6 separate regions of the Homo sapiens genome follow, and all the other regions are linked to region 2. A link is an interaction called in ENCODE POLR2A ChIA-PET data of the cell type or tissue named here. Cell type or tissue: PC-9. All regions are shown on one strand. Each heading gives the region's core, and the rest is flanking DNA. Links, peaks and the distances in the headings are about the cores only. Region 1 has its middle 160 kb from the start of TFCP2L1. Region 2 has its middle 210 kb from the start of TFCP2L1. Region 3 has its middle 22 kb from the start of GLI2. Region 4 overlaps CLASP1 (cytoplasmic linker associated protein 1). Region 5 has its middle 40 kb from the start of GLI2. Region 6 overlaps GLI2 (GLI family zinc finger 2).

Region 1 (5,311 bases), core at 721-4,720, 54 kb before region 2:
GAATCAGCCTATGGCAATGGGACCAAGGCAGTCATAACACGCACCTCTTACGGTGCAGGCAGGATTAGAGGAGAGAATGTGTATAAAGTGTTTTGCAGAATTCCAGCTCCTAGTGGCATTTAATGATGGGAGATCTTAAAATACAACACTAGCCAAGATTTACGGAGCATGCGCCAAGCGCTATGCAAGCGCTTTACATCCCCTAGTGGGGCTATGCAATAGGCATCTTTACTGTCACCATTTTACTATGTGGCCTACCTGGACCTGAGGCCAGGATTATCATCTTTCACATACTGGAGGTTACTTCATGAACTCTTTTTTTCTGAGACAGGGTCTTTCTCTATCACCCAGGCTGGAATACAGTGGCATGATCTCAGCTCACTGCAGGCTTTACCTCCCAGGCTCAAGCCATCCTACTGCCTCAGCCTCCTGAGTAGCTGGGACTACAGGGACACATCACAGTGCCCAGCTAATTTATTTATTTATTTAATTTTTTTTTTTAATTTATTTATTTTTTATTTTTTGTAGAGGCTGGGTCTCACTGTGTTCACCAGGCTGGTCTCAAACTCCTGGACTCAAGTGACCTTCTTGCCTTGGCCTCCCAAAGTGCTGGGATTACAGGTGTGAACCACTGTGCCCGGCCTGTGCAGGAACTCTTTAAAGCCCTAGCCCTTGCTTGCAGGACAGACTGGGATGCAAAGGCTCCCCTGCCCGTAACACATACTGAAGGGGAATGAGAGAGAGTGTCCTCAGCCCACAAACCCTGCCCAGGACAGGCACAGAGACACACATGCACACACACACATGCACACAGGAACACTCACACATATGCATATGCACAGAGATACACGCAGACACATGCACACACAAACATAGACATAGACATACACAGACACACACACACACACACACACACACACATACACATGCATACACACATGCTTGTGGAAGATGAAAGCCATGACCAGGGCCATCCCTGACAGAAGCAGGGGGCTCTGCCAGGCTCTCTGTGATCTGTCCTCATTATCAGCTGCCTGTCTCTGGCTGAGAGGTGGGAGGAGGGTCCCAAATGTGCAGATGGAGTCAGGGCGCTGGGCCGCGGTGCCTGATTGCATCTGGAGGGTGAAGGCCCAGCTGGCCATGGGACCACAGGGGTGCTAAGCTCTGCAAACAGGAGGGCCAGCCCAGACCTGCTTGGCTAGAAACTGCTGACCTTGTATCACTGGAAGCAGTTGCTCAACCCCAACCTTCCTGAGGGCAGGGGGCAAGCACAGGGCTTTGGGGGTGATCCTGGCTCAGGGGAGCAAGGCTGAGGCAGGCTGGGTAGGTCCAGATAGGCCCAGGGTCCAGCAGCCTTGACCTGGTGATGCATCCACAGGTGTGTGCCACTCCCTACCCCCGATACCTTGGTCACCAAGCCCCTTATCCTCCCCCAACCTCCCCCAACAAGTGGAAAGGCACTCTACTCAGCACTGTGCACTGGAACTTCCTGCCATCATGGGCATACATGTTCTACATCTGCACTGTAGGACATGGTAGCCAGATGTGGCTACAGAGGGCTGGGAATAGGGCTAGTGTGTAGTCTAGCAGCTGCCACACTGGCTGGTGCAGCTCTAGACACAGCCCAGCAGCCTGGAGGCACAGGGCCTGAGCTCTGGGCTCGAGTGCCAGCTCATCTGCTTGATGGCTGTGACCCATCTGTGCCCATGTGAGTGTACCCCACAGGCCACCCCACGGCTGCCAGCATGAGGATGAGTGGCTGTGCCAGCGGGGCCTCCAGTCACCTGCTGGGCTTGAGGTCTGGGCCACAGACAGGCCCCAGTTCCCTCCTCTGAAAAATCCAGGAAAGCACAGTGCTGACCTCACGGGGCTGTGACCCTGAATAAGTGCCCAGGTGGTGTCCAGCAGGTTCACTGCTAGCAGATGGATCAGGAGTTGAACAAATGTGGCTCCATAGCCACAGGCGGCTGCAGACAGATCCAGCACTGCGGTTCCCACCCTTCTAGCTCACAGAAGTGCCAAGGGGACAGCTCTTAGGAGGCCTGAACTAACAGCCCCAATAGCTTGGGCCAGAAAGTGGGTGCAGGGACTAGCTGGTGGCGGCGGAGGGGCGGGGGTTGTACATGCTTAGCATCTAACAGGGGATCCCTGAGAGCAAGGGAGCTGTTGTCCACAGGCCCTGTCTTCATCTTATCAGAGATAACATTCCTCTAAACTCACACAGCAAATCCTCAAGAAGTAGGAGAAAAATGTTAATGAACTTCGATTAAAATTCCTTTCCAGGCTTGCCAGTCAAGGCAGGCAGGCCCCTGACCTGCTCAGGGAAGCCTGCATGTCTGGTTTCCTACCTGGGGCCCAGGAGGGCTTGAAGAATCATGGGGACTGCGCTTGGGATGCTGGTTCAGAGAGAGCATCCCATGTCCATGCCAGAGACATGCGCCAGGGTTTCACCATCAGATTCATGTTGCAATTTCTTGTCTTTTCATGAGGGTAAGACTTAGCATTTCCCAGCCAACCTGTATAGCGAGAATTTTTACCAGTCTCTATTCCAGAGGAGGAGACTGAGGTTCATAGTGGCAATGTAGCTTGCCCAAGCCGCAAAGTTGCAGTGCTGGAATTCTGTACTTGCAGAACAGGCACCTGCCCAGACACAAGACACAGCATCATAAACTAAGACCTTCCTTTAAGAAAATAAACACAATAGAACCTTCTCATCCAAATGCCTACTGCCCTTCCTCCCAGGCATCTCCCCTCTAGAGATGGGCAATACTGCCTCCAGCGGCGCCTGTCATCGTTGCTGTCAGCAACTTCCTGGATTTTCTTTGAGAAGGAGCTTCCGTATGGGTCTGTGAGCTCATTGCTTTTACCACACCTTGTTTCTGATAAGCCAGTATTGCCTAGACTGACCCCTGCCTGGATGGGTGAGTTTGCTGCTACATTTTGCCACAATGCCAACCAAGTGCTTTGAAGATGCTATTTAAGAAGGAGCTACAGAAATTCACCATGTGGTCAAGACATTGTCCCTCATCCCATTAGACCACCTTTATTTGAAACCACAAGAGAAATTACTTTCAGATTTCAGATTCAGGAAAGTCTATGTTTTGAAATAACTGGCTTGTTTATATCTTATAGAATCTGAGCACCCTGAGGCTGGCCATTTTCCCTCTTTGACCAGTAGGAAGCTCAGGATCACATAAGTAGCCCACTTCTAGCATTATAATGCATGTTTTTATGTATTGACTGTGCCCTGTTTTCAGCTTAAATTTTCATTTCTCCTTCTCCCCCATTCATTTACTTTCTTGCTCACACAGCTTTTTAAAATCACCTGTATAGGGAAAGGGTCAAATAAGCAGTATCTCAGCAGATCCTACAGAAGTTTAGGAGAGGGCAATATCACCAGGGGATTAAAGAGTTAAACAGAATAAAAAACAAAAACAACTCTTCAAAGCAGAGGACTTGATTGGAGTAGGATTCACACGAATGCATTCTTAGGGGTTCCTTATTCATTCATTCCCCAGGAGCACCTTGTTGGCCACCTTCTCTAGTTCAGGAGCTGTGCTTGGTGCAGGGAGACAGCAGTGAATAAGCCCCATCCCCTAGGCAGCAGCATGTGGAAGGACGAGTGAGACCCTCCCAGGCCAGTGGAGGCACCAGGCAAGGAGGCAGGAAGTACAGGTAGAGGTCGCACACTCAGGTGGATGGGCTATGGTGGCCATGGGCGCACCCAGGACAGAAGGGGCAGCTTCGCCAAAGGAAAGTGACCTCGACTCAGAGCTGCAGGGCAAGGAACTGGTTGCTGAGAACAGAGGGAGGGCGAGGTCAGGAAAACAGCTCCAGCAGAGCAAACCCCAAATGTCCTCAGCACTCAACACATATGGCAGAAAGAGGCTGGGATGTTCCAGGCAGAGCCTGGTTTCAGGGGAGCTGTGAGGTCTGAGCTTGGACATGGGAAGGGATGGTCCATAGGGCTTGGTCTACCACACAAATGGAGGAGACTCTTCTGCGGCCAGAGGAGCCAGAAGAGAGCGTTAAAGCAGAAGACGGATGTGATCAGATTTGCATTTTGTGAAGATCTCTCGGGGTACAGAACAGGCCTAGAGATAGGGGGTAGGAGGGGGTGCATTTGGGAGGCCAGGGCAGCAGCAGGTCATGGAGGAGATGATGGTGATCTGAGCTGGGGGTGGACAGATATGGTTCCATGGACTTCTTTCTGTGTGTGATTTATTTCAGTATTTTCCTCTTAATACTAGAGTGGTACATGATCATTTCCAAGCATAGAAAATGTCAACTAGCAAAAGAGTACAAAAGAGAAATTATTATTCACACCTCATGGCTCCTGAGTGTGCATGCACACACACATCACCACACCACCCCAGAACATCCTACCTGCTGTTTTGAAGCTCAGTCTAATTTATTAAACAAAATCCATATTGCTGGACATTTTTGTTTTGAATTTTTTTGCTATTATAGCTCAGAAAAGGACTAATTGGCTAAAAAGGAATCAAAACTAAAAAGAAAACCAGAAAAACAGCAACCCAAATCTGAAGGCAATACTTGCTTATACATGCATTAAAGGTTGAAAAGCCCAAGGTTCGCCAAACTCAGGTACATATGAACAGTCAGGAAGTGCCGGCAGTGTGCCCCAAAGCCTGCCCTTCTTCCGGTGGCCAACAAGGTCCACCAGACTGGGTGAGCAGTGGGTCCTGACAGAGGAGTCTGAACAGAAGAAACTGATCATTGCCAGCTGGGGTTCTGGGCCCCCTGGCCTCTTCAGGGGGCTGCCCTGGGCTCCTCTCCAGACAGGCCTAACCACGCTATGTGGTCCCTGCTTGGAGGTCTTTCCTGGCCCCTTGGCATGAAGCTCCTGGAGGGCAGGACTTAGCTCTTCTGGCCCCAGCACTCAGTACATGTCCGTCACCTTGTTGGAACTCACTAGATGTGCTTTCAACAAATGCATCGGGCAATAATCAACTTGATCACCTAAGGATGGGGAAGGATCTAACCGTCACGAAATGTGCTACATCCAGACACCAACAAGGCGCTCAACATAGTCACTTCAACCTGTGACACAGTCCTCAGGAAGAAGGCGCTGAATTTTAAAACATTTTAGAATTAAGGGGATTTCTCTTTTAAAACTGCTCTACTGGAATATAATTGACATACAATAAGCTGCACAGATTTAAAGTGTACTACTTAATTTTTAACATCCATATACTCCCATGGAACCATCATCACAGTTAAGATAATGAACATGTCTCTCACCTCCAGAAGCTTCCAAGTGGCCCTTTGTCATCCTTTCATTCATCCTCAC
Region 2 (5,311 bases), core at 642-4,641:
GCTACAGGTTGGTAACTATGCATCCTTCTGCGATTGGATGTTTATATAAGACCTCAACTTTAATGGGGTCCCCAAACAAACTCTCAATGTTCCCGACTCCTCCTCAACCTGCTGTCTCCCATGTCTGTCTGCTGCATGACCAGTTCCACGTGGCTTTGGCCAACCTCACACAGCTGGGGTGGACAGCACCTTGCACCTGGCCCATGTGGGGTATGGTGAAACTGCTCAGCACCCACGCCTGTGTATCTGGAAGTGTGGGGCCACACCACGGGGCCACCCTCGAGCGGCAGGGGCAGAAGCAGCTGGGCAAAACTCCCTCCTTCATCCCCAGGCCGATGGTTCTGAGATGCATCCCAGACTCTGGAAGGTCTCCCCTAGCTTTCTTCCCTGCTGCCTGTGTCAGGCTTTCTCCTCAGGGGAACTCAAGCTAAGACCCAAGGAGATGGCCGCTTAGACTTCCCTTCAAGAAAGTACTGATGCCCAGCTGCGAACTGGGGTCCAGCTGTTGGCTTTGCCTGTTTCCGAGCTGAAGGCACACTATTCTGGGGTGGCCCCAGCAAGGACTGAGCAGGGCAATGATCCCCATCCCGGCCCCTTCCGCGGCCACAGGCCTCCTGAGATGGGACGGGCGCGCTTTGCTCCGGCGCCCTCTGCTGGCAGGTGCAGGTTGTGCAGGGAGGATGCATCAGGATGGCCGGCCCCGCCCACCTTGCTTCTTCCCTCTCCTCTTACAGGTGGTGCTCCCCGTTACGCTATTGCACCCCTCACTCCGTCTCAGCGTCTGCTTCCCAGACAATCCCACCTGAGACACAGTTTGATAAGGAGTTGGAGAATGAGAATACCAGTGAACTGGACTGAGTCGGGAGAGAGTTCAGACTTGCGGGGGGCGGGGGGCGGGGGGCGGTTACCTGAAGACAATGTTTAAATATTTAATGCCCCGATATTATGATTGGGCTCCTGCTCGGCTGTGCCCAGGACAGATGGAAGCCAGACTGTGATCACCTGGGTTCTGGGAATCTTGAAGAGACGCCTGGGGACTGCTTGGGTAGGGCTGGGGCTGGAAGCTCCACACCTGAACCAGCCAAGAGTCTGAGCCGGCGAAGTTAAGAGGCAGCGTCTGACCCTGCCTGACAGTGCAGGTCACTCTTCCCGTCTCCTAGAATAAGCAGACGCTGCACTGGGACAAGCCCCACTGGCAGGGGTGGACTTGGAGCCGTCTTTCCAGGTGGAACACTGCGTATCTTAAATGAGGTGGCCCCTGGATTGAATGCTCCTCTCTGCCTCTCCAGACCTGCCTTAGAGCAGGTGGTCATCCCGAGCTGCCAGGGCTCCCTAGGCTGGTGCAGTGCCTGTCAGGGGATGCAGGGAGCTCATGGGCCTCCTAGCAATCAACTCAACTCAGTGTGCACTCACTAGATGCTAGCCATGTGCCAGCAGGCACGGCGCATGGCAGGGGAGAAAACAGCTCCTGCGCCAAGGAGCCCTAGGTCCTGGGAAGAGGGGTGACAAATCCACAAACACATACATGCTTTGTCACACCCAAGACAGGTGCCAGATCCAGGAATCACGAAGGCACCAGGAGGTCTGAGGGCTTCCCTGAGGAGGTGATGCGCCCTGAGTCCTGAAGGGCTGGGGAGCCAGCCACGGGAGGTGGGAGGGAAGGCTCCAAGCAGGGGCACTAGGATTCCCCAAGCCCAGAGGAGGGAATAGCAGGTGTGTGGTTGTGATGGGGCAGGGAGGGCCCCAGGGCAGCGGGGACAGGAGGCGGGGTTTAGACTGGGTGGTAGGTGGGAGTGGTGCCTGGGACCCCAGGAAAGGCTGCAGCCAGGAAGGCTCTGGATTTGTGCCCGAGGCTCCTGCTAGCAGCTGACGGAATGGAGAGGGCAAGGAGGTGGGCAGGGAGGCGAGCTGGGAAACGCCAAGCTGGGCAGAGGCAGAGGAAAAGGAGAGGAGAGAAACTGAGGGGGCAGGGTTGGCAAGAGATGGGGAGGACTGGGTGGGTGCCAGGAGATGGGGGGAGAGCAGCCACGCCTCCCCTCCCGGCTGGGGTTTTTTCATGCTGGAGTTGGAGTTGGGGCAACTTTTGTCCTCTCTGCTCCTTGATCCAGGGCAAAGGCGGGGGGCGGGGAGGGGGGGCGGTGAAAACACGACCTAGTACCTCTCAGTTTTAGAATCAGCCACTATCTTTTCTGGTTAGAAATCGGTGGCGGGAAGCGGCTGGGAGAAATAAGATTTAGCCTCCCAAACAGGCGGCAGGGAAGGAAGGGACCAGAAGTGCTCCCAGCAGCTCATTTGCATTTCAAACAGCCCGTTTGTTTTATCTCCTAATTAGCATACTCACCCTCAGCTGAAAATGAGTCCATTAAAGGAGACTCTGCTCCAGGCTCAGCTCCTCCTTTAAATATTTTTAAAGCGTATGATTAATACACTTGCCTATTGCTGCGTGGACTGTGCTGGGGGGGTCAGGGGGCAGATAAATGAAAGAGGATAGCTGCACGCGGCGTTGACTGGCTGATTAATCACTGCCTGTTTTCTATAACTCATGGCAGATGGCAGGAGCTGGCTGCAGGCCCTCGTTGGGAATGAGGTGCTGCAGGCAGGATGAACAGGGGTCGGGGGAGACCCTGGAAGGCCCCAGTTGTGTCGTGTTTTTTTTCCTCGGCCCTACAGACCTCCGTGTCCACCCCACCCCCTGCACTTCGTGGCAATTCCCAAGTTCAAGAGCAGTGGCGTAGCTTCTGGGAAGACACAGGAAATCTCATTTCTCCCTTGGATTTTTTAGGACCTAGATAACGACACTGTCAATTTTGGGAATGGTCAACTTTGGGGTGGGGAGAGTCAGGTCCAGTGCAATACTTGTATATATTTTATCTTCAATTCTCCCAACAACCCCATTTTCTAGATAGGAATTGTGAGGCTTGGCAAGGCAGACACAGGTATTGTTCCCAGCTGGTCCCACCCAAAGCCTGCTCCTCGCTGTCCTCCCTTTTGCCCTCCCCAGGGGAGCATCATCAGCCCAAGGCCCAGAAGTGAAGGCCCTGGAGCTGGCACAGCTGCCCCCTCCCCGGGACCTCGGCCCTCTCCATCCCTGGGGGCCACTGCAGTCTTCCCCTGGTACGGGACACATTCTCCCCGTCAGGCCTGCATGGCTATTGCCCACCTCACCGTGCACATTCAATGGTGTTTTTGTCTCTTGACTTGTCTTTCCCAGGAGATGATGGATTTCCTGGAGGCAGGAAGTGTGGCCACCACCGGGAGTAGCTCCAGGACCCGGCATGGGTTAGGCTCTGGGGTGGTGTGACAGATGTGTGTCCGGTCAGCCTAGCTGAGCTGAACTGCAGCACCCAGAACTCCCTTCCCTGCACAGGCTTGGGTTATCTGGGGCCCCAGGGGAGGGGCAGAGGGAGCAGCAGTCATGTCTTCCTTTTACACTCAGAAGGCGAGAGGGGCCAGTGCCTCCCAACACACAGGGGACTCGCAGGTGCTGCTGATCTCAGGAGATGGATTTGGTGTCCAGGCAGCTGGGGCATAGCTCTTCCAGCCCAGCCAGAGCCTCCTGTGGCCTTCTTGACTCCCAGGCCAGGTATATGCTTAGTTCATGAAAGTGCCGGCTTCTTCCACGGGGTGCCCATCCTCGAAGGTAGAGGCTTAGAGCAGGGGACAGATTGACTTGGGGTCTGCCACTTCCCGGTGGGAGTTCCAGCTCAGCCTGTCAGGTTCCGTTTGTCCTCCTACCCCACTTCATGGTCATCCCCTTTTCCCCACGCCCGCCCTGCCAGCTCCACGCACCGGAGAAGCAGCAGTTCCCTTAGACGGGGTGGCCAGTGCCCAAGGTTTCACAAGGCCAAGTCCCTGTAATAGGTCGTGTGTGTGTGTGTCTGTGTGTGTCTGTGTGTGTGTGTCTACGTGTTTGTGTGTCTGCATGTGTCTGTGTGTATCTGTGTGTGCGTGCGTGTCTATGTATCTGTGTGTGTCTGTGCGTATCTGTGTGTGTGTGCGTGTCTATATATGTATGTGTGTGTGTCTGTGTGTGTGTCTGTGGGTGTGTCTGTGTGTCTGTGTGTGTGTCTGTGTGTATACGTGTCTGTGTCTGCGTGTGTCTGTGTGTCTGTGTGTGTCTGCGTGTGTGTCTGTGTCTGTGTGTCTGTGGGTGTCTGCGTGTGTGTGTCTCTGTGTGTTTGTGTCTGTGTGTTGGTGTCCGCGTGTCTGTCCGTGTAGTGCGTGTGTGTGTCTGTGTATGTCTGTATGTCTGTGTATGTTTCTGTATGTTCCTGCATGTGTGTGTCTCTGTGTGTGTGTTTGTGTCTATGTGTGTGTGTCTTTGTGTGTCTGTGTGTTTCTGTGTGTGCGTGTGTGTCTCTGTGTGTTTGTGTCTGTGTCTGTGTGTGTGTGTCTGTGTGTGTGTCTCTGTGTCTGTGCGTGTGTGTCTGTGTGTCTGTGTGTGTGTCTGTGTGTGTCTCTGTGTCTGTGTGTCTGTGTGTGTGTGTGTGTCTGTGTGTGTGTGCGCGTGCATGTCCTCTCACGTCCCAATGTTCCACTTCTCTGAACTCTGACTGGTGCAGGTGGCAGAGCCTGTAGGAACGGAATGGGAGGAGATGGGAAACCCTTGTGGGATGGGAACTGTCAGGTCGGGTTCTGCAGACTACGTGGGAAAGTGGAACACAGTGATCCTGGCAGAGGGAACAGCATGTGCAAAGACCAGGGGGTAGTGGGGCACAGTGCCTGAGCAGCCGTGGGTTCCTGTCCCGCCCAGAAGAGAAAAGGTCTGCAGAGGAAGCAGCGGCTGCCTGAGTGGAGCCCAGCCCGGCAATGGGCAGTGGGAGCCAGGCTGGGCTTTCCTGCAGGAGGCACCACGTGGTTGCTGCAGATGAGAGAGGGTGATGCCCCCAGGAACTCCAGGCTGGCAGGGGTTAGGGACGGAATTGACGTGGGCTGTACGGCGTTGGCCTAGTTCCTTGTTGGGGATACAATCAGGCGGGAGCGGCCTGTCCCTTAGGATACAATGACTGGGCTATAGCAGTCGTGCTCTTGATCAAGTTAAAAAGTGGCTGCTGGTATCACTGGCCCCCACCAAGTCGGGGAAGCCCTGCTCCCCATCACTCTGGAGAGCTGTGTATTTTCCCAAACTCCAAGCATTGGTGCTGAGACCGCTCCCGCAAAAAAAGCCAGAGAAGGGTAGCTGGGCTTCCCCCAACTCCAAGGGGTTGAACTAGCGACCCTTCAGGAGTCTCAGAAGACCCCCATTGTGCATTCAGGGAAATGGGAGCCCAGGGAGAGGATGGGCCCTGCCTAAGGTCACCCAGTGAGTTGC
Region 3 (5,311 bases), core at 1,268-5,267, 360 kb after region 2:
GGGACGTCTGGGGAGGCGAGCTCAGCCGAACTGCCGTGCAGGCTGGGGCCTGGTGCTGCTGGAGTCAGCCTTCATCAGGGTCCCTGGCTCTGGCCTCCTCTTCTCTAGGGCAAAATCCCAACGCTGTAATGGCCAGGATCTGCCCCTCCCCACATCCTGCTCTTGATGGGAAACATGCCCATCATTGGGTGTCCCAACCAGGCAGCACCCCTTTCATTCTCTTTGTCTTTCCATGCACTATTTGACTTGCCTGGGGTGCATCTCCCTCGCCCCCTACAAAATTCCCCTCCCCTGGAAAGCTCCCTGGTGACTCCCTGACTCTCCCCTCTGGATGGACAAGGTTAGATGCTTCTCCCAAGCTCCCATACATGCCCTCTCGTCTTCCCCTACATGTATCCACCTCCCTCTCAGATCATAAGCTCCCCAAAGGCAGGGGCTGGCACCACTTTATCTTTGTTCACGGCGCTTGGCCCAGAGCCTGCCAGAAATGCTTGTCATATAAGAACCAACAGTGAACACTGCATGAATAAATGAGTACATGAGTCGTTTGGGCATATGTGAGGGCACGTTGATTGCACAGACCATCAGTGTGGGCAGCTCAGGGAAACTGTCCAGGGATGGGCTGGCTCTGCAGATCCAAGTGAGCAGTCAGCAGCAAGCCGGGGCGTGACCGTCCAAGGGGCCAGGCCTGGGCTGAGGGTAGAACTCCAGGAGAGGGGATCTGAGGCTGGGGAAATGCCAAGCCCCACTTTCCTCATCTGCATAAAAGGGAAGAATACTAATCCTTGCTTTGGAGATTTGTGGTGAAAATTAAGCAAAATAATATCTGCACGGAGCCCAACACAGACCTGCTGTTCTGTAAATGGCAGCTCACCTGGGATTTGGATCCCAGACTGGTTTTCATTTTGTAAAAGTGACGTAAAATTTTCTTGGCCAGGAATTTTCCCTTTTAAAAGAAAAATACGATGTTTACTAAGTGCACACGTGGTCTGAAGTTACGAGAAAACACAGTAAAGCTGGCACATATGACAGGGGAGGTCTGGGGACACATCCTGGGTCCAGTGTCTGCCACAGCTTCTGGTGCAGTGTGGAAAAGTCCGGTTGTCATTGAACTCTAGCTACTGCCTCTCCCTATGCTGTGTGCTCACAGCAGACATTCCTTACTCTCCAGGTGGGTATGTAACTTTGGGGAAAGCAATGTGGGGTTCTCTTTCAACATTTAAAGTAGGTGGATGTCATTTCACCAACACTTGGACCTCTGGAAACCTGTCATGTGGATCAGTGTACTTTGTGTCCTCTGTGGCATTCCTAATAATAGCAAAAATGGAAACAATGTATATGTTCCTCAACAGAAGCATAATTAAACACATCATGTTACATCCACGGGGCAGGCTATTACAAAGCCCTTGAAACAAATGGTACCGATCTTAATGCTGATATGGAAACGCATCCAAGAAGAAAGGCAAGTGTCAAACAATATGTATGGGAGCAAGGAAGACCAGCTGGCCATGACCATGGCCAGGGGATGCCTCAGGAGGGCCTCTGTGGAGATTTGGGGACAGAAGCACTATGGGTGCCCTATGAGTGCAATTCCCCCAAAGGAGATGGAAGCACCAGGTGTGGCCCTATTGATGGTGAATATTGATCAAGTCTGGGCAGGGCTGGTGAGGAACCGTGAGACTCATCATCACTCCAGCCCAGTGTCATGGTCTGGACTGCTAAGTTGTATTCATGGACTTGCATGACCCGGACAGCTTTGGGAACTGGGGCAGTGGGCAGAGGTGCTATGTGGGTACCCTGCCCACATTCCCTGACCCTTTCCATTATGTACATTCTGGCCTGGGTCTGACTTCCACGTGTTTGCCTGGGAGGTCTCTCTGGACACTGGAGGCCACTCTGCCTGCACACCAGCTGGAAGCCGCAGGGAATTGTCTCATGGCAGCAGCTTCCACCACTGGCACATGGGAGCTGGTAGATAAATACCTCAGCTCCCTCACCCCTCAGGTTCTTCACTTTTTCAGAGTTGCCCGTGGGATCCCAGCTGCCCACAATGAAGACTTGCTTGATAAGAGTTCGTCACCAGCTTCCCTTCCCTGCCTGTCTCCCTTCACCCCTGTTGCAGGTTGAATTGTGTCCCCAAAACTTACGTAATGAAGTCCTAATCCCTAGCACCTCAGAATGTGACCTTATCTGGAAATAAGCTTGTTGTAGATGTAATTAGCTCAGTTAAAGTTAAGATGAGATCATGAAGGTGGGCCTTAATCCGGTATGACTGGCAGCCTTTCAAAAAGGGGAACCTGGGACACAGAAACAGGGAGAACACCATGGGAAGATGACATCGGATCAAGGTGTTGCATCCACAAGCCAAGGAATGCCAAAGATGGCCGGCAGCCACCAGAAGCCAGGAGAGAGGCATGGAGCAGGTCCTCCCTCACAGCCTGCAGAAGGAGCCAACCCTGATGACCCCGTGATCTTGAACTCTGGACTCTAGAACTGTCAGATGGTAAATTTCTGTTGGTTGGGCCACCCAGTTTAGGGTACACTGTTATGGCAGCCCCAGCCTACTAATTCAAGCACCACACTGGTGTTTTCCAGCTTGCCAAATAAAGAATTTGCACTCAGTTTTTGTCTCAGTGTCGGGAACTAAGGGACAGGGGAGAGGACAGAGAGGCTCATCCAGCAGAGCAGGAAGATAGCAAGAGGCAGTATAATTAAAACGCCTCAGGGAACTGGGGGTGGGGCAGATCAAAGGCCATACCCCCACCCTCTGAATCAGAACCCGGGGATGTTCCCTGAATTCTGTGTGTTCAGGTAGAGGACATCAGGGTGGGGAACTGGCTCAAGCTGGCAAGGCGATTGCCCATTTAATATCCCCCGACCAACCTTCTGCCCATGACTGAGGGAGGCAGGACTGGGTGGCCCACTGAGGCAGGGTGAGGGCTTGGTGGTTCACATGAGTGCATAGCAGGAGCCTCCTGCAGAGACGCCAGCCTCCTGCTGCTGAAGACAGGTATGCAGCCAACATGCCAGCTCTAAATAGGGTCCCCTGAGGGTATTCCTGTTTAATAAGGCAGAGACCACTGGTAAAAATGGAGACAAAAACATCTTATAGTACAGTCGTGGGAAAATGAAAAATTTGGTTTTTGTTAAAAAATCGAAAGTTACTTTTTGGGAGCCAAATGTTCATCGTGAGAGGAAAAATTAAGTAAACAATAGTTCCTATTTCTGACGTGGCCAAGGGCTTAGCTCGTATGCTGCCACCTCCCGAACCCTGGTCCCTTCTTGATGGACACCTGGCTCCAGGTGTTGGCACAGGTGTTGGCTCTGTCCTGGCTGGATATCCAGGGCTGATGACCTAAGAAAGAGAAGGGTTGGAGGCTTGGCTGTGCCAAACCTAAGTCCCTGCAACTTGGGCCTCAGGTTCCCTCTCCTCAAAGCAGACACAACACTGAAGGGGTGCAGCTGGTTGGGCGGAGCCTCCTGGCCCTTCTCTGAGATCCTGCCCACCCCAGTCATGGGAAGCAGGCTGCGGAGGCCCCTGAGGGTGGAGTGATGGTGGGAGGGTAGCGGGGAGGGCTGATGTCGGGGGCGAAGGCAGGCTTGGGGCTGAACGGCAGGAGCTGATCTGAAACATCCTGTGGGTGCTGGAGACAGAAAGATTCTTGGTGGTTTGGGTGTAACTTGAAATTCTGCCATCTTCCCTTCTTATCTCATCATCAGAAGGAAATCAGACAAGAGAGCATGAGCTCATGCTAATAGAAGCCATTTTTTGCCCTTTTGGTTCCTATCAATTAAATCCTCTCCCTTCTGTGGATCACCTTCAGAGGCTCTCTGCAAGGCTTTTCAGGACCAGATGGTGCAAAGCTAGTTTGGCTGGCAAGCACGTGTTAAGGGCTGTCTCTGCAAGGGCCCAGAACAGCTTCATGGCCTTTGACACCACTGAACTTGGATTTGAAGCTCAATTCTGCCATCAGCCAGCCGTGTCACTGTCAGTGGGGTACTTAGTTGAGACCCTTCTATGCAATACCTTCTGGACATCACTACTTTGGCTTGTATAGGAACCTCAGACTCAACTTGTACAAAACTGACTTGACATCTTCCTCCCCAAGCGTGCTCCTCTGATTCAGTAAACAGCCCTATCACCAGCCAAGTTCCACACCCAACGCCTTGGGCAGAAAGCTGTAAAACTAACTGATTACCACTTCCTCCAGGAAGCCTTCCTGGACCACAACCCGTCTCCTGGATCACAGCCCATCTCCAACAGCTTCCATGCCATCATGTGTGTCTGTCTGACGCACTCAACACTTTACATTTTGATGATCTGTTGGTGTGTCTCTCTTACTAAATTGTGAGGCCCTGGAGGGCAGGAGCAATGTCTTAAGTTTTGGGAATCCCACGACCTAGCAGAGGGCTTACTTTAGATAGTTTGGGGGAGTCTAGACTCCATTTTCTCCATCTCCCCCTGCTCTTTCCTACCTCCAAATAAACAGTCAATTCAAATCATAAAACAGTGGATCTGCTTCAAGACAAGTCCCTTAACCATAGCCCTGGACCAGACTGCAGCCCCAGAACCTTCCAACCTAGAAATCCTATGCTGCCAATGAGGAGCTCAGGAAGAGACAGGGCATGATTGGTGAATCCAGGAGTTCCCTTAGTGCCCTTCCTTTCCCTCATGCAGCACATCCAACTAACCCAGAGTCCTTGCGCCTCTTCCTCCTAAGCCCAGCTGCTGGGTCGCTCTCCTCTTTGTCTGTCCCGCCCCATGCTGGCCTAGGCCCCCAGCTCCACAATCCCCCCAGTCTCCTCCAGAGTGGGAAATGCTTATGACCCTCTCCAAGGACCAGGGTTCTGATCAGGGCACCCGTCTGTTTGTAATCCCCTTCCCTGTCTTCTTTTAAGGAAGCTCAGCTCAAAAATTCACTGTTCCCAAGGGCCCTCCCACCCCTGTCCCTTCTGCCTTCGACTGTCTCTTCTGTACTGACCTCTAGCACATCTCCTGGGACACACAGCTGTGTGGTAATAGCAGCTCTGCCTCTCTCAACCATAGGACCAAGGTCCCAGCATCTGACGCTTAGTAGGCCTTCAGCTCTTGTCTGTTCTCTTTCCCAGGACACTTGGCTCCCAGGCCTCCTCAGCAGGGACCTGCTGCGTGAATTTTTTTTTTTTTTTTTTTTTTGAGATGGAGTCTCACTCTGTCACCCAAGCTGGAGTGCAGTGATGTGATCTTGGCTCACTGCAACCTCCACCTCCTGAGTTCAAGCAATTCTCCTGCCTCAGCCTCCCCAGTAGCTGGGACTACAGGTATGTGCCA
Region 4 (4,000 bases), core at 1-4,000, 410 kb before region 2:
TCAAAAAGCAAATTATTTGTAAGTTTTTAAATCATGCAGATGTGCTTATGCTCATGGGAGAATTGGATTTTCAGAATGAAAGACCCAGTAATTATGGACTACTCAGTGTCCTTTATCTGCAACCACTTAATGATCTTTAATTGGATTTGATTGAAGCGAGGCCCATGAACATTAATTTGGTTAAAAAATACACATGCTTTTGAGTTTCTTGAGCAAAGCTAACATGTTTATGAGGAAAGATACAAACTATCATCTTGGTTAAATCCATGATAATTCTATAATAAATTTGTAGCTGAAGTAAAAGACCCAATATTTATTTGCTAATAAAACTATAAAGTAGATAACAAGTAATCATAACATTATTGGCTCTTATACATGAATGTACAGGGTATCATTTTGTTGCCAAATGCATTTTGCTTTATGGTTTTACACTTAAACAACTATAACTTGAAAAATATTACAGGTATCAGTTCTACTTTGTCGGAAATGAGAAATACCTGTGCAAGTCTGAAAACAGACCATTGACAGATTCTGTTAGATAAGATCTGAATTATTGCCCAGTGTGGCTAGGACAAAGCATTCATTTAAAGGCAAATCAGTTGTCTTTTCTTTATTAAGAAGCCAAGTCATTATTATCCATGCTTATCCTTTAAAAGCAATGATTGTGAATAAGTGGATCAGGTGCCAATTCTAGGTTCACACTCTCTCCCAGTGCTTGTTTATTAGACTATGCATATTACAAGGTTTGGGATAGTGGTTCAGTATCTTAGGAAAGTGTTTCCATAGTCACGAATACAAGGATAATGTGTTTGTTACAAGGCTGGCATATGTGTTGAGCTGTGCTAAGAAGCCCACCTAAAATAGCCTGGAAGAGACTGCTTCTGATGGCAGCATAAGTCGCATAAGCTGCAGCAGACAGCTTATTTTATTTTCTGTGTGGAAATAAGGTTGCTTTTTGATATTTTTCTTTTTAAGATTTGTGTTAGGAATATTCTTTTTCTTGAGGGGGAAGAACTGGTTTAAAAATTTTTAATACCACTTTTAAAGAAGACTCTCTTAAATGAGTAGAGTTGGATGGAGAAGGCTCACACCTCCCCCCAGCCACCAACCCCCAACCCTTTTTACAAAATCATTGTTAGTCTAGGCTTTTATTTTGGAATAGGGTGGCAGTTGTCATTGGTGCTGCCGGATCACACTGAACAAGTGTGGGTGGAGAGTTTGCTGATGCTTAAGTTGCTGTGAGTAGGTATAGCTTTCAGAGCAGTGTTTTTATTTGGTACCAGGATTACTGACAATCATGACTACTGGGAAAGGTAGGCTATTCTAATATATTCTGAAAAGTGTTTATAATTATTGCTGCTTGGCTAGGAAATGCTTAAATATTTTATAATTCCTGTGGTAACTAAAAATCATGGATGAAACATGGGAAAGATTGTTATGAATGTTGTTGGTATTTAAGCAGTGAAAAATTGTGAAACCTACAGGGAAATAAACATCAATGTTAACCTTCTAAGACTAGGAGAGAGGAAGTAGGCACAGTAGGCTGAGGCTAGCTGTGTTTTTATCTTCTGTTTATTTCATGGGCTTTTAATTTTTCTCTGCTTATGTTCACAGTATGAGGGTTATGAACATAAATCTATTTGCAATTGCAAGGTATTTGTTAATAACGCTAAGTGGTCTTGAAAATAATCTACTGGCTAGAAATTTCTAAGTTTTCCCAGTAGGTATAGAGGAAAAGCATAAATGATAGCAGTGCAAGGATGCTGCTTCTGTCTTAAGTCATTGTTTATTTTTTTCCCCTTTAAAAGATTTGCATTTTTAAAATGCAAAAATGTACAGGAAAACTACAAAAGAAGTATTGCTCACAAAAAATCTTCTTGATTAGGTTTCAGTCTTTCCACAGAGCTTTTTCTCAGGTTTGGCCAATATCGAAGTGATTTTAAAAGATTCTGTGTAAACAGGGTTTGCATTTAAAGGTATAGGGTACAGTTGATGTGATGGGAACAACCTGTATCACTGTCTTGCTTTCCTAGTGGTTTTGCTGGCAGACTCTTAATTTGTTGTCTTCAAAGGGTATTTCCAGACTCTTCTACTGAAACAGGTATTGCACAGAGTAAAATTGCATACAGTAACAAGTGTTTATTTGTCTCCTGCTGTGGGGAATTGGGCACACATCCAGGACTTCTGCTCAGTGTTTATTTTGTAATGGATTATTAAAGGTTTGTATAGCTATTTTCTTAAATTTGGTTAAGTTGGGCTGAAAGTACTGGAAGATGCCACATTTCTGCTCATATTTTTAAATTGAGAATTTAAAGTATATTTGTATTCTTTAATTGAGAATTTAAGGTATACAGTGATAATATTTTTATTTCATACCTAAGTATCATATTCTATTTTCAGGTTAAACTGCTGCAGGAAATCAATACCTGGGCAGGAGAGTTAAATAATTCATGTTCTGAAGTAACCTCTCTCAGAGCCTTTCCTTTGAGGATTTGAAAGTGTGTCACTTACAAGTAGCATTTGACTTAAGTTGTGATATTTTCATTTGTATTTAGCAACAGGTCAAAATAATATGAGAGTCAGCTTTTTCATGTTAAAAGCCATGGAGATAGCCTCCTGAATCTGAGTTTAAAATAAAGACGATTCTTTCACTTGATATATTTTTTCAAATTGCCTGCCTCCTTAGTCACTATCACCTGGAATTCAGGCTTACATGCTTTGGTAACTTTTACCCTCAGTAACTGCAGTCGTGATAGGAAACAAGGATTAAAATACTGTTTCTTATGGAAGTGGTATGTCTGAATCATGTATTAATTCATGACCATTAAAAATCTGCAAAATATAACAGCAGCAGGTCTCCCAAGGTGTGTAGAGTACTTTAGTGTTTTCAGAGCACTTTCCTGCGTTTTTTGTTTTATGAAGTTCACAGCAGCCCCATGAGGAGTAGGTAGGGCAGCTTTTGAACACAGATACTGAAGGTTTTGGGTTTTCTATAATTGGGTTAGTTGCAGGACAGGGGAGAGCCCTAGTTTTTGCTGTCTTAGACAAGTCTTTATTCCAGAAAGCCATTTTGTCAGGCCAAGTGCTCTGGAATCCCTCAGACTGGGTATGAGTGCCACCTCTGCATGGGCAGTTTGTGACCTGGGACTGGCAGCATGGCTGTCCACCTTCATTTTCTCATGTGCAAATTGGGGATGATAGTCCCTTTGCTGAGGAGCCAGTGAGGGGGCCTTGGGCCTGGCACATCAATCTCATCCTATTGATACAGGGACACATCCACTGTGGCAGCTCTAGGTGATCTCATAACAGGAGGTATGAAGGTTGAACTGAGGTTTAAAATAATATAGTTGATCTTTTTGTGTAGATATGGAAAGGTATTCTAAGAAAACAAGATGCAGAATTAAATGTATCCTAAGATCTTGTAAAAAGAAACCATCCAGTACCCAGATCTTGGTCACTAACACTACCAGGGCTCCTTGGGGAAATGGCTGAGTTTAGGGCTGGAGCAAGGTGAGCCAGTGTATCTCGCAGGGCCAGAAAGTAAGGAAGTGGTTGAAAAAATCAAAGAAAAAGCAAAACAAAACAACAGTGGGGGTATTGCTGAGAGACACAGGAGTCAACTGAAAGTGCTTCCAATAGCCAAAGCTAGAATGCTTTAAGCAACACAGTGAAGTATTGTTGAGTTTTAACCCAAAGTATAAAATAAATGTTAATGATCCATACGATGTAAACAAAATGATTGAAAAGTGTGTAAATGGAGATGAAGAGACGAACCTCTTGTGCAGAATTATTCCAAATCATTTATGCAAATATCCCATTCTAAAGGAGGGGAGCATAACTTCCTAGTCGGTCAGTGTGGTGGGTGTTCTTGATAGGATGTGATGAGAATGGCATTTTACCTCTGTGGTCTTCCTCCCAAAGCCCCATAAGCTCTGTGGAAACATGGCAGAAGCCTCAGGCAAACCCAAAATGAAAGATATTCTGTAAACTCCCTAACCAT
Region 5 (5,311 bases), core at 805-4,804, 380 kb after region 2:
CATAAAATTTACCATTTTATTTTTTTTTTTTTGAGATGGAGTCTGGCTCTGTCGCCCAGGCTGGAGTGCAGTGGTGCGATTTTGGCTCACTGCAACCTCTGCCTCCAAGGTTCAAGCAATTCTCCTGCCTCAGCCTCCTGAGTAGTGGGGATCACAGGTGCCCGCCACCACACCCGGCTAATTTTTTTGTATTTTTAGTAGAGATGGAGTCTCACCATGTTGGCCAGGCAGGTTTTGAACGCCTGACCTCAAGTAATCCACCCACCTCGGCCTCCCCAAAGTGCTAGGTTTACAGGCATGAGCCACTGTGCCCGGCCCATTTTAATTATTTTAAACTGTACAGTTCAATGGCATCAAGTACATTCCCATTGTTATGCCACCGTCGCCACCATCCATCTGCAGAACTCTTGCATCCTGTAAAACTGAAGCTCTGCACCCACTAAACAGCAACTCCTAGTTCCCCATCTCCCCAGCCCCCAGCAACTGCCATTCTACTTTCTGTCTCTATGATGTTAACTACTTTAGGATCCTCACATAAGTGGAATGCAGCAGTATATGTCCTTTTGGACTGCCTTATCTCACTCAGCATAATGGCCTCAAAGGTCTATGTTCTAGCATGTGTCAGAATTTCCTTCTTTCCAAGGCTGAATTATATTCCATTGTATGGAGAGGTCACATTGTATTTATCCACTCATCCGTTGATGGGCACTTTGGTTGCTGTACCTTTTGGTTATTGTGAATAATGCTGCTATGAACTTCAGTGTACAAACATCTCTTCTATCTCTGCTTTCAATTCTTTTGGGTATATTCTCAGAAGCGCAATTGCTGGATCCTATGGTAATTCTATTTTTATTTATTTATTTATTTATTTTTTGAGACGGGATTCTTCTCTGTTGCCCAGGCTGGAGTGCAGTGGCATCATCACAGCTCACTGTAGCCTCTGCCTTCTGGGCTCAGGTGATCCTCCCACCTCAGCCTCTTGGGTAGCTGGGACTACAGGCATGCATCATAATGCTTGACTAATTTTCTGTACTTTTAGTAGAGACAGGGTTTCACCGTATTTCTCAGGCTGGTCTCGAATTTCTGGGCTCAAGTGATCCACCCACCTCGGCCTCCCAAAATGTTGAGATTACAGATGTGAGCCACCATGCCTGACGGTAATTCTATGTTTAATATTTTGAGGAATAGCCATATGGTTTCCATAGCAACTGCACCATTTTACATTCCCACCTACAGTGCACAACAGTTCCAATTTCTTTCCATCCTTGCCAACTCGTGTTATTTTCTACTTTTTTGATGTTAGCCATCTTAATTGGTGTGAGTGATTAAATGCATTTTATTTACATTTGATCCTGAGAAAATCTCTTGAGATACCTACCATGATGATCACCCCAAGTCTTAGAAAAAAGAAAACTAAAGAGAAGAGAAGCTAGTAAGTGGTGTTGCCAGAATTAAAATCCAGGCCTGCCAATCACCAGTCTCTCCTAGTGGGGGCTGCTTGGAACTGAAGATCCCTCAAAATTCTCCAGTTCTTCTGGGAAGCCCCTCCCTCCCTTCCCCAGCCCCTGTCCCATCTCTCTTGCCTTGCCTGGCCACCCATCCTGTCTGAATTCACTAACCCGGAACCAGGTTCTAGTGGGACTCAGTGATGGCCACATTGACGTAAGCAGCCAAGGGAAGCAATATAGTGTGTAGAACAAGAGTCCTGAGGCTACGAATCAGATGCTAGGGTTGAAGGCTTGAGTCTGAGTGTGAGATTTCAGGCATTTACCCAAGAAACTCAACCAGTCTGGAGCTCAATTTGCTCTTCCACAAAATGGGAGGAAGCAAGGGGGTGGTGAGACCACGGGGAGATAAAATGAAGTGCTGAAATGACATGCAACGTGAGCCTTGTTGTTTGCAGTGTGCCATTTAGCTGTCGTTTTGGGGTGTTTTCCCTTAGAGGCTTCAGCTTATCCCTCTGCACTCCTAGCTGCTTTCTGCCGCTGGGCCGCAGCCGCGTTTCTGATGCCACCACGGAAGGGGAAAGCCGAGCAGTCCCTGCCATTTCGTGCTTTTAGGACGCAGCACAAAGTGTGCTGGGCAGAGCTTGGACTTCGAATGCAGACGGCTGGCTTCTGATTCCCCCTCTGCCACTGAGCAGCGGGGCGTTACTCTGCCTGGCTTCCTCTGCCACAAAATAGGCTTCCAAATGCCGTTTTGCGGGGCTGCTGCAAATGGAATTTGCTCATAGTTGTCCGGGGCCCAGCACTGTGTCTGAAATGCTGTAGATGCTCAATAAATGCTGGGTTATTCCCCTTGGTACAGAAAGAGGGCTGCAGGATGCAAAGGCCAAAATACTCCAGGAAATATGACGCTGAGCTGAGAGCGCATTGCTCCCTCTACGGTCAGATCTCCGTCCCGCGGTTTTTGCGGTCCCGACTATTGCTGTCGGAGGACGGCAGTGGAGCGACTCTATTCTTAATTCGACTCTTCCACCTGGTGGCGGATTGCTAAAATGCACTTTTGGAGTTGGGATCCAATTTGAATGCCCTGCTCAGAGCAATTTGAGGACTGGAGCCAGAATTGTCACTCTGTTCCACCCTCTAGCCATCCACCCACTTCGTTATTTCCATTGTCCTCCGGGACTCTCCTCTTTCCCCGAGCCCCCCAGCGGAGTAGACGCAGCTGTGAGGCTGCAGGACCGGAAGATTTGCGGTGTTCTTCCCGAGAGGGCTTTCTATGCCCAGAGATCAGGAGGATGGGAGAAAGAGAAGGGAAGGATAGGGGCCACGTGGACTGAAGGAGTAAGAAACCCGGGTCTGGAGACGGAGCTTGCAGTGAGCCGAGATCGCGCCACTGCACTCCAGCCTGGGCGACAGAGCAAGACTCCGTCTCAAAAAAAAAAAAAAAAAAAGAAAAAGAAAAAAAGAAAGAAAAAGAAGAAGAAGAAGAAAAGGAAAGAAAAGAAACCCAGGTCTTCTGGGGGCTGACGGGTTTCCATGGGGGGCCTTCTCACTTTTTTACTCCCTTAGGAGAGGCAACCGCCTTCCTTGGAGGCCAGGTTTGGAGGCTTCTCCACGAGATCACAGAAGTTCTGCCAACTCCCCAACCTGTCCAATGGGTCCTAGGCTCTTTATGCCTTAGAACAGAAGTCAGGGGACTTGGACACATTGTGGAGTGATATGGGACACTCTCTCCTCTGAGAAACAGATGACCCTCCAAGAGGCGCCAGCAGTGGAGCACTGTCTGGAGCATTTTGGGGTCCTGCTTGGAATGCTGCTATCTAATAAGCCTGGGGCGTTCTGGGGTGGCCACCTGGCAGCTTTTGGACCTGAGCCAACAAGTCTCTGTGATTTACCTCGTAGGATCATTCCTTTTGGGCAGTAGGTGGTGAGAAGAACAGTGTGAGGACATCAGCGCAACCAGCCATGGTTGGGAGCAGGAGACAGGGGCGCCTTGTATGTGCTCTCCAGGCTGTCCCCACCTCCTTCCATGTGCGATGTCAGTGCCCTGAATCAGAGTACTGGCTGGAAGGCCTTCCCCCCGAGCCCCTGCCACTGGAGCAGGTGGGAGTGTGGGCGTGGGGGGATGCTGGAGGAACATCCTCAAACCTGACACCCTGGTACAGCCCAAGGAAGAGGGGCTGATCATGGCTTCTCTGCCCATCTGAGCCCAGTCAGCGTCAAAAGCCCTTTCCAGGCAGCCTGGAGAACACCTTCCCACCAGGATGTCTTATTAATGAAATCAATAATGAAATCATTACCGAGGACATTATCAAATGCTCCTGCCTCTTCTGGGAGCTGCTGCTTAGAAAACAGGAAGGATGGGCTTTTCCCAAAACTCATGTTGAACGGTTTCAGACATCCAGAAAAGTTGAAACAACAGGTCTATGTCACTTAGATTCTACAATTCTTAATATTTTGTCATGCTTGGTTCCTTTCCACCTTTTCCATAGATGTAACACAGATATATGTAGATACACACACACACGCATGCACACATGTTTTTATGTGTGTGGGTCAGTTTGAAAGTTGCTGACTCGGTGACATTTCACCCTCTTTAACAGACATCTCTTAAGAATAGGGATATTCTCCTCTGTAACCATGAGACCATTACTGTACTTAAGAAAGTCACCAACAGTTCAGTAATACCTAATATTGAATCCATTTTCAAATTTTCAGAGTTGTCGCCTAAATGTCTTTGATGGCTGATTTTTTTTTTTTTTTGAGCTGGGATCCGATCAAGATCACATATTACATTTGCTGGTTATGGTTTTTTGTCTTTAGTCCCTTTTAATTTAGAAGGATTTAGCTGGGCGTGGTGGCTCATGCCTGTAATCTCAGCATTTTGGGAGGCTAAAGTGGGTGGATCACCTGAGGCCAGGAGTTCGAGACCAGCCTGACCAAAATGGTGAAACCCAGTCTCTACTAAAAATACAAAAATTAGCCGGCATGGTGGTGCACACCTGTAGTCCCAGCTACTCGGGAGGCTGACACAGGAGAATCACCTGAACCTAGGAGGCGGTGGTTGCAGTGAGCCCAGATTGTGCCACTGCACTCCAACCTGGGTGATGGAGAGAGACAGTCTCAAAAAAAAAAAAAAAAAAAAAGGAAAGAAAAAAAATTAAAAGGATTCTCTAGCCTTTTTTTAAAAAAAGAAATCTTCATGTCATTGACATTTTCAGAGCATGCAGATCAATTGTTTCGCAGACATTCTCTCACTTTGACTCTGTTGGGTCTTTTTCCTTCGTGACTAGAATCAGGTTTTCTGCACAAATCCTATGTGGGGAACGTGGGGTCCTTCTTGGTGCATGGCTTCAGAGGCACATGAGGCCAGGTTGTTGGACTAACAGTGATGCTGGTGACATCCCCTGGTTAGGGTGATGTTAGGCAGATCGATGTGTCATCTCCATCAGTATTGTTTCTGATGTCCTCATGGCCCCAGCATTAGTCAGTGGAAACCCATCAGACAACTTCCTATGTCTGTTTATCCTGGCCCTGATTAGTCTTCAATAACACCCTTGTTTCTGGCACCAGACATCCAAGATTTGCCTTGTCTCTTCCAGCCCAGACCTGGAACCACCTATTTCTCCAGGGAGGCCTGGTTCTTTGAGTGGAGAAGGGTATTTAAAAATCCAAGACTGGGACCTAACTGTGCTCCTCACTAGTAGACAGAGCTGGGCAATGGGCATATTAACTCAGGAGTGGATGCCGGTGCCAGGAAGAGGGTGTGGGACCCAGGGCAGAGGCACAGTCAGAGGTGTTGGCTGAGTGTCCGAAACCAGGGTCTGAGAAGGTCTGGAGTTGCTGGGAGAGCTGATAGGTGCCAC
Region 6 (5,311 bases), core at 587-4,586, 160 kb after region 2:
TTTTCGATGGTACATGAATGAAAGTGCACACCAGGGCTGGGAGAGGCTGCCAGGGACTTTCTCCCCTTGCTAGGGAGCCTTGGTCTGTTCTGAGATCCTGACACTTTCAAAGGCCAGCCCTTCAGCCACGTGAGCCCAGGTGACCAGGTGTTCGTTCGCAAATGAGGACGAAGTCACTGGCCTAAGCATCAGAGGTAGGAAGCACCAAAAGAGCACGAATCATGGAAAACCTCCTTCCCCAGGGCCTTATGCAAATGGCACCATGATTTTCAATAATAAGCCACAGGACAGGAGAATTCCAGAGGCCCTCCTGATGCCCAGCCACCACCCCACAGGAAGCATTTAATAAGAATAATATCCTGAATGGCCACTCCACAACGTGCAACTAAAAAGTGCTTCTGTCTCACTTGGGGGAAAAACGTGGGGGGAGGAATTAAAATCAGACAGGAAATTCCAACACCACGAGCTGGCTGGTGTCCGGCTGGCTGAGGCCCAGGCCACTCACGCAATCAGGCCTGCCCTGCAGACACAGCCTAGCAGGACCCGTGGCCTCTGCTGGGTCCGCCCACGCACACTGCCCACCCCAGGCTGAGGTGTTACTTGACAAATTAGCTGCCGAAAGAGAGAGTGTGCTGGGCTGGGGCCAGCACAGCCACTCCACACCAGGCACAGAGTTCTGAGACTGGTCTCCTGGTGAGGGCAGGTAGGGATGCAGAGGGACCTGCACATTCCAGGGTGAGGAGTGTGCTCCAGCCAACGCCACGGGAGAGGCCAGCCCCGTGCCATTTGGGTCTGGCCGCTCGGGAGCCAGGCAGTCATGGGATCTGTTCCCTGCAACAGTGGCCTTGAAGTGACAGGAGACAGGCCACAAGAGGCGGCATAGTGTCCTGTTGGACAGAGCTGAGGCTGCCGCCAGTGCCACAGCCAAGTCTGGCTTGATTGCTGACTCACCGAACCTTCCTGTGCCTCGGTGTCCTTATCTGTAAAATGAGGATAGGGACAGGACCCATGTCAGAGGGAGACTGTGAAGTGGAGAAGAGCTAGTGCAGGGCCAGGCACGCAGTAGGGCCCCGAAGGGTGCCGGTGTGGCCATCCCTACAGACCCCTCTGCTGGGCTCCTGCCCCTTTAGCAAGGGGTGGGAGACTGGGGTGAGCTCCAGAGGGACACCTGGGAGATCCCCGCCATCACAAGGAATGGGAGGGGCTGCCTGTCTGTCTGGGTAGACATGTAGAGTCCCACATTAGAGAATTTTAGGGCTGGAAGAAACAATAGGGCTGGTCAAGCTTGCTTAAGGTTGAAAACTCTGTCTTGGTCACAGAAGGTTTCTAAAAAAGTAGTGTGCAGCCTCCCCACTGCAAAATGCAATAGATTTGAAGCCCAGAGGACCATGGCTCCCAGGGACCCTGGCACCTTGCAGAATCCAATGCAGAAAGCAGGAATCCAGCCCAGGAGCTGGAGGAGACGGTGCCCAGGCCCTAGTGCTCCTTCCACCTGTCACAGGCCAGGGCTAGGCCAGGTGGCCTGGGATGGATTCAGGCTTTCCCCTAAAATCTTGCTGCCCCTTGACATACTCATTTGACAGTATACACTGGCGACCCCGTCAGCTGGCAGGGACCTTGTCGGCTAGCTATTGCAATGCTGACTGGTCCCCGGCAAGAAGCCCACTTGTCGCAGGTGATTCTCCCTTTCAGGAGGATGACCATGCCATTCCTCTGTCTGGTCCCCACGGGTCGTGAAGGTGTCACTTGCCATTCTGTGTACTTAACTAGCATCCAGCCCCTTCCCTGCAGAGCCCAACAAGAGGTTTCTTGATCTGGCTTATAGGTCCTGCCTTGCGTCCTGCCGAGAGCATCAAGTCCCAGCTTTGCACTCTGCCATAGCTCTTGAGACGACAGTAAGGCCACCACATTTGGTCTCCACCAGGCCCTGGTGATGGTTTCCCAGGCTGAGCCAAGGCACCTCTTTATTCCAGGCTGCATTCTGAGGCAGGGCCTGCCACAGACAATCAATGACCTTTAAAACCGGGCAGCGGAATCAGCCACCTGGACAAGCAAACGAGCACTGGGGCTGGACTTACTGTCTTTCTGCAATCAACAGGGGAATGACAAAATGCTCTCCATTCTTTCATCCAAGCAGGTCCCGTAAGGGCCACTTTCTGGGAGCCTCTTGTCAGTCCCAATAATTATGTTACTCAAAGGGATCCTTTACAATTCTCTCTACCTTGGACTAGAATCTTCCCTAGGTGTCCACTCATCCAATGCAGCCCTGGCCAACAGAAATACAATGTGGGCCACATATGTTATTGTAAATTTTCTAGGAGCCACATTTAAAAAAAACTAAAAAGAAACAGGTGATTATTTTAATAACACAATTTAATTGAACCAGTACGTCAAAAATACTATCACTTCAACATGGAACCAGTAAAAAAATTGTTAATGAGATGTGTTACATGCTTTTATTCCTACTACGTCTTCAAAACCTGGTACCTATCTTGCACTCACAGCACATCTCAATTAGGATAGCCACATTGCAAGCACTCAGCCACACACAGCTCGCGGCTACCCTACTGAACAGCTCAGGCCTAACTCGTTATCATTATTGACTTTCCACTGCTTCAGAATTCTAGTCTAGCTTAGTAAAAGTCCCATCAATACACAAAATATGGTGATGAGAATTCTCCCCAAACCTCAGTCCTTCCTCACCTTTGAATCTTAGCTTCCTACAGACTTCTATTTGGTCGCTTACATTTACTGATGAAAACACAGTTATTTTTCTTCCCTCCTTTCCTCCCTCCCTTCCATTCATTTAACTCACAAACGTTCCCAGAATCGTAGGAGGGTTACTTGCGATTCTGTGGGTGAGGCCGGTGCCCCGCCCAAGGGATTAAGTCAGCCTGTGCCTCTCTCCCCACCCTTCCACACCCTTGACCTCTCCGCGCAGAGCTGGTCGACAGCACCTCCCTTGTTCTGCCCTGGATTGCTGCCCGCTGCGTTCTTGATAAGCTTGGAGTGTTCCCAGACACGGGAGTGGGTGTGTGGACTCCCGAGATCTTCGACAAATAAGAGGGTCCGCAGAAAGCAAAGCCCATGCCGGGGTCATGAGGGGCAGTGCGGCAGGACCGTGGAGAAACACCGGGCAAGCCGTGTTACACTTTCGGACGCCTGGCTCCCTGCCCGTGTGATTCTGGACCCAGTTAACTGAATGATGGTTGGAGCACATGCCATTCCCACCACCCTCCCCACTCTCCCCACCAACGACCACTGTGGCGCATGGAAACAGTATTTCTCTTTGCTGGGATACGGTGTCCACCAGCAGGACTGGAGGCCAGTCCATGAATCCGTGGGAAGAGCCTGCTCCCCTATTTTGTTGGTTCAGAAACTGAGACACAGAATATGTGGTCTCATGACCCAACCCTCCAGCCCTGAGCGGTGCCCAGAATCTTATTTCCTAGAATAAGACTGTAGAAGAAAGGGAGGAGGAAAACATGCCAAAGCCTTCCTGACATCAAAAAAAAAAAAAAAAACCTCTTGCAAAACAATATTTTGATGAGCTAAGCATGTGAATTAAAAGCAGACAGAGTCTACTTCTTTTTAAATAAACAGGGTTTAAGATCTAGGGGAAAACTCCCAAATACAATGTGTTTCGGGGCCGGAGAAACCAGAGCTGCCCTTCCACAAACCCAAGAGCAGCCTGGCCTGTGCACTCTCATCCGAGGCGTTTGTGGGCAAAGGCCCTGCTTTGTGGGTCCAGTCACACCTCAGTAGGGGGACCAGGAGGAGGGTCTGAGTGACTGACAGGTGGTCCCCAGGTCCTGCCATTGCCAGCAGAATGGAGTCAAGAGCCCCAGCCTGGCACTCAGGACCTCCAGATCCTGCCCCACAGACTCTCCCAGCCCCAGGGTCAAATGACAGCCTTGCAGACCCCATGCCTCCTAGGCTCCACCCTGCCTAGAAAGCCCCTCCCCACCACACCCCCTCATCCTCATCATGCCAACTCAGCCTGCCCTCAGCAACCCCAGTCCACACGAGCCTGCCTCCAGGAAGCTTCCTGGACCTTTCTTCTGCCACCCCCCTCCACCGCAGGCAGACGATACTCCCTCCACACCATTTCCTCTGAGTCAACGACCAGCCCAGCGAGTGGCATGGAGGAGGTGAGGAGTATGTGCCCAGTGAGTGAATGAATGAATACATGAATGAGTGAATCCTCCCACTATTGGAAAACAGAACCCGAGGATAACAAGGGTGGCCAGTAGCTACCGACTGTCAGTCTAAATTAATTTAGGACCGAGGAGAGAAAGCCATGCTGCTCGGGGCCGCAGTAGGAGACAGAGCAGTTTCTAGGAGTCAGCCACGCACTGGCCCTTCCTTGGAGACTGGAAACCGCAGTGGTTCTAACAGCCAGTGCACAGGGCTTCCTTCACACTGGAGCCTTCCTGAGCATGTTGCATTTGTTAACTCATTTCATCCTCATAGCAATTGATGAAGGTATTGTTACTATTATCTCCACTTTAGAGATGAGGAAACTGAGGCACAGGAGCGTTCAGTAACTTGCCCTGGTTCAGTCAAATGGCTAATCTGTGTCACAGCCAGACCTCATGCCCATTTCTCTGAAATTCCAGACATGGGTGGGGTAGGGTAGGGCGGTATGAGCTCTTCTTGGACCAGGAAGAAGAAATGAGGCCGGGGGAAGGCCCAGGTCCCAGTCTTTGCCCGACTCATCCCCTGTTCTCCTGGGTGCCCACTCCCCCTCAGGGCAGCCTGGGCCAGGCATTGGTGTAATAAGGGTCACAGGTGTGTGATGGAGGAGGGAGCAGTACTCTGTGACCCAGGCCCTGGTAAGGAGGTGGAGCACCAACAAACTCCAGGAAACACAAGGCCAGCCTTGGTATTTTCACTTCATTCGTGGTCTTTCCAAAAGGAAATGTAACCCCTTAAAACAGAATGGGTCTGCCATGCAGCGGCATCTAAGTGCTGCCCAGGTACCCAGCGAAGTCAGAGGCAAGTCCGGGAGGGACCCAGGGGAGGGGAGTTATCTGTTTCCCCAGCTGTGTTCCTGGTGGCTGCTAATAACCCCCATGTATCATTCTGCCTGGCTCCGAAAACATTCTGACTGGCGTTAAAAATGGGCCCCTCTTCTGCCCGTGGCTTGGCGCCCCTGCAACACGTGTGGGATGCTGGTTGTTAGCATGCTGCTTGTGTAATTAGGGCGGCGAGGATGGCAAAGGGCCCACCCCGGGTCCCCAAGAGTGATTGCAGTTCAGAAAAAGCACCCACTTGGTTCTGCGCTGATTAATGATGGACCCCGCTAATA

What was found. Peaks named below come from ENCODE experiments on the same cell type or tissue, not always from the same donor. Only the 100,000 strongest peaks of a DNase experiment are listed, where the experiment ranks them.
Region 1: POLR2A ChIA-PET joins it to region 2 with 26 read pairs; 5 of 35 experiments call an interaction of 5 or more read pairs at or near these places.
Region 3: POLR2A ChIA-PET joins it to region 2 with 23 read pairs; 11 of 35 experiments call an interaction of 5 or more read pairs at or near these places.
Region 4: POLR2A ChIA-PET joins it to region 2 with 20 read pairs; 2 of 35 experiments call an interaction of 5 or more read pairs at or near these places.
Region 5: POLR2A ChIA-PET joins it to region 2 with 11 read pairs; 19 of 35 experiments call an interaction of 5 or more read pairs at or near these places.
Region 6: POLR2A ChIA-PET joins it to region 2 with 16 read pairs; 7 of 35 experiments call an interaction of 5 or more read pairs at or near these places.

What each region holds. Positions count from the first base shown.
Region 1 is chr2:121,126,424-121,131,734 of GRCh38, reverse strand. No RefSeq gene overlaps it. Among named protein-coding and RNA genes, the nearest start is that of TFCP2L1, 160 kb to the left of the region's middle. In PC-9, for the core only: CTCF peaks have their summits at 2,563 and 2,768; a DNase peak (open chromatin) is centred at 2,824.
Region 2 is chr2:121,072,482-121,077,792 of GRCh38, reverse strand. No RefSeq gene overlaps it. Among named protein-coding and RNA genes, the nearest start is that of TFCP2L1, 210 kb to the left of the region's middle. RefSeq lists enhancers at 1,682-2,533, 2,052-2,951, 2,534-3,384 and a silencer at 2,346-2,640. In PC-9, for the core only: no CTCF peak of the experiment used is centred there; DNase peaks (open chromatin) are centred at 702 and 2,562; H3K4me3 peaks cover 1,720 bases.
Region 3 is chr2:120,710,797-120,716,107 of GRCh38, reverse strand. No RefSeq gene overlaps it. Among named protein-coding and RNA genes, the nearest start is that of GLI2, 22 kb to the left of the region's middle. RefSeq lists an enhancer at 4,994-5,311. In PC-9, for the core only: no CTCF peak of the experiment used is centred there; no DNase peak of the experiment used is centred there; H3K27me3 peaks cover 3,286 bases.
Region 4 is chr2:121,487,586-121,491,585 of GRCh38, reverse strand. The region is part of intron 8 of CLASP1 (cytoplasmic linker associated protein 1); the gene reads left to right. Among named protein-coding and RNA genes, the nearest start is that of CLASP1-AS1, 41 kb to the left of the region's middle. RefSeq lists an enhancer at 1,935-2,144. In PC-9, for the core only: no CTCF peak of the experiment used is centred there; a DNase peak (open chromatin) is centred at 2,105.
Region 5 is chr2:120,692,942-120,698,252 of GRCh38, reverse strand. No RefSeq gene overlaps it. Among named protein-coding and RNA genes, the nearest start is that of GLI2, 40 kb to the left of the region's middle. In PC-9, for the core only: CTCF peaks have their summits at 2,260 and 2,459 (motif pointing left); a DNase peak (open chromatin) is centred at 2,442; H3K27me3 peaks cover 2,520 bases.
Region 6 is chr2:120,910,488-120,915,798 of GRCh38, reverse strand. All of the region lies in intron 2 of GLI2 (GLI family zinc finger 2), which reads right to left. Among named protein-coding and RNA genes, the nearest start is that of GLI2, 180 kb to the right of the region's middle. RefSeq lists enhancers at 1-482, 483-1,256, 3,548-4,491. In PC-9, for the core only: no CTCF peak of the experiment used is centred there; no DNase peak of the experiment used is centred there.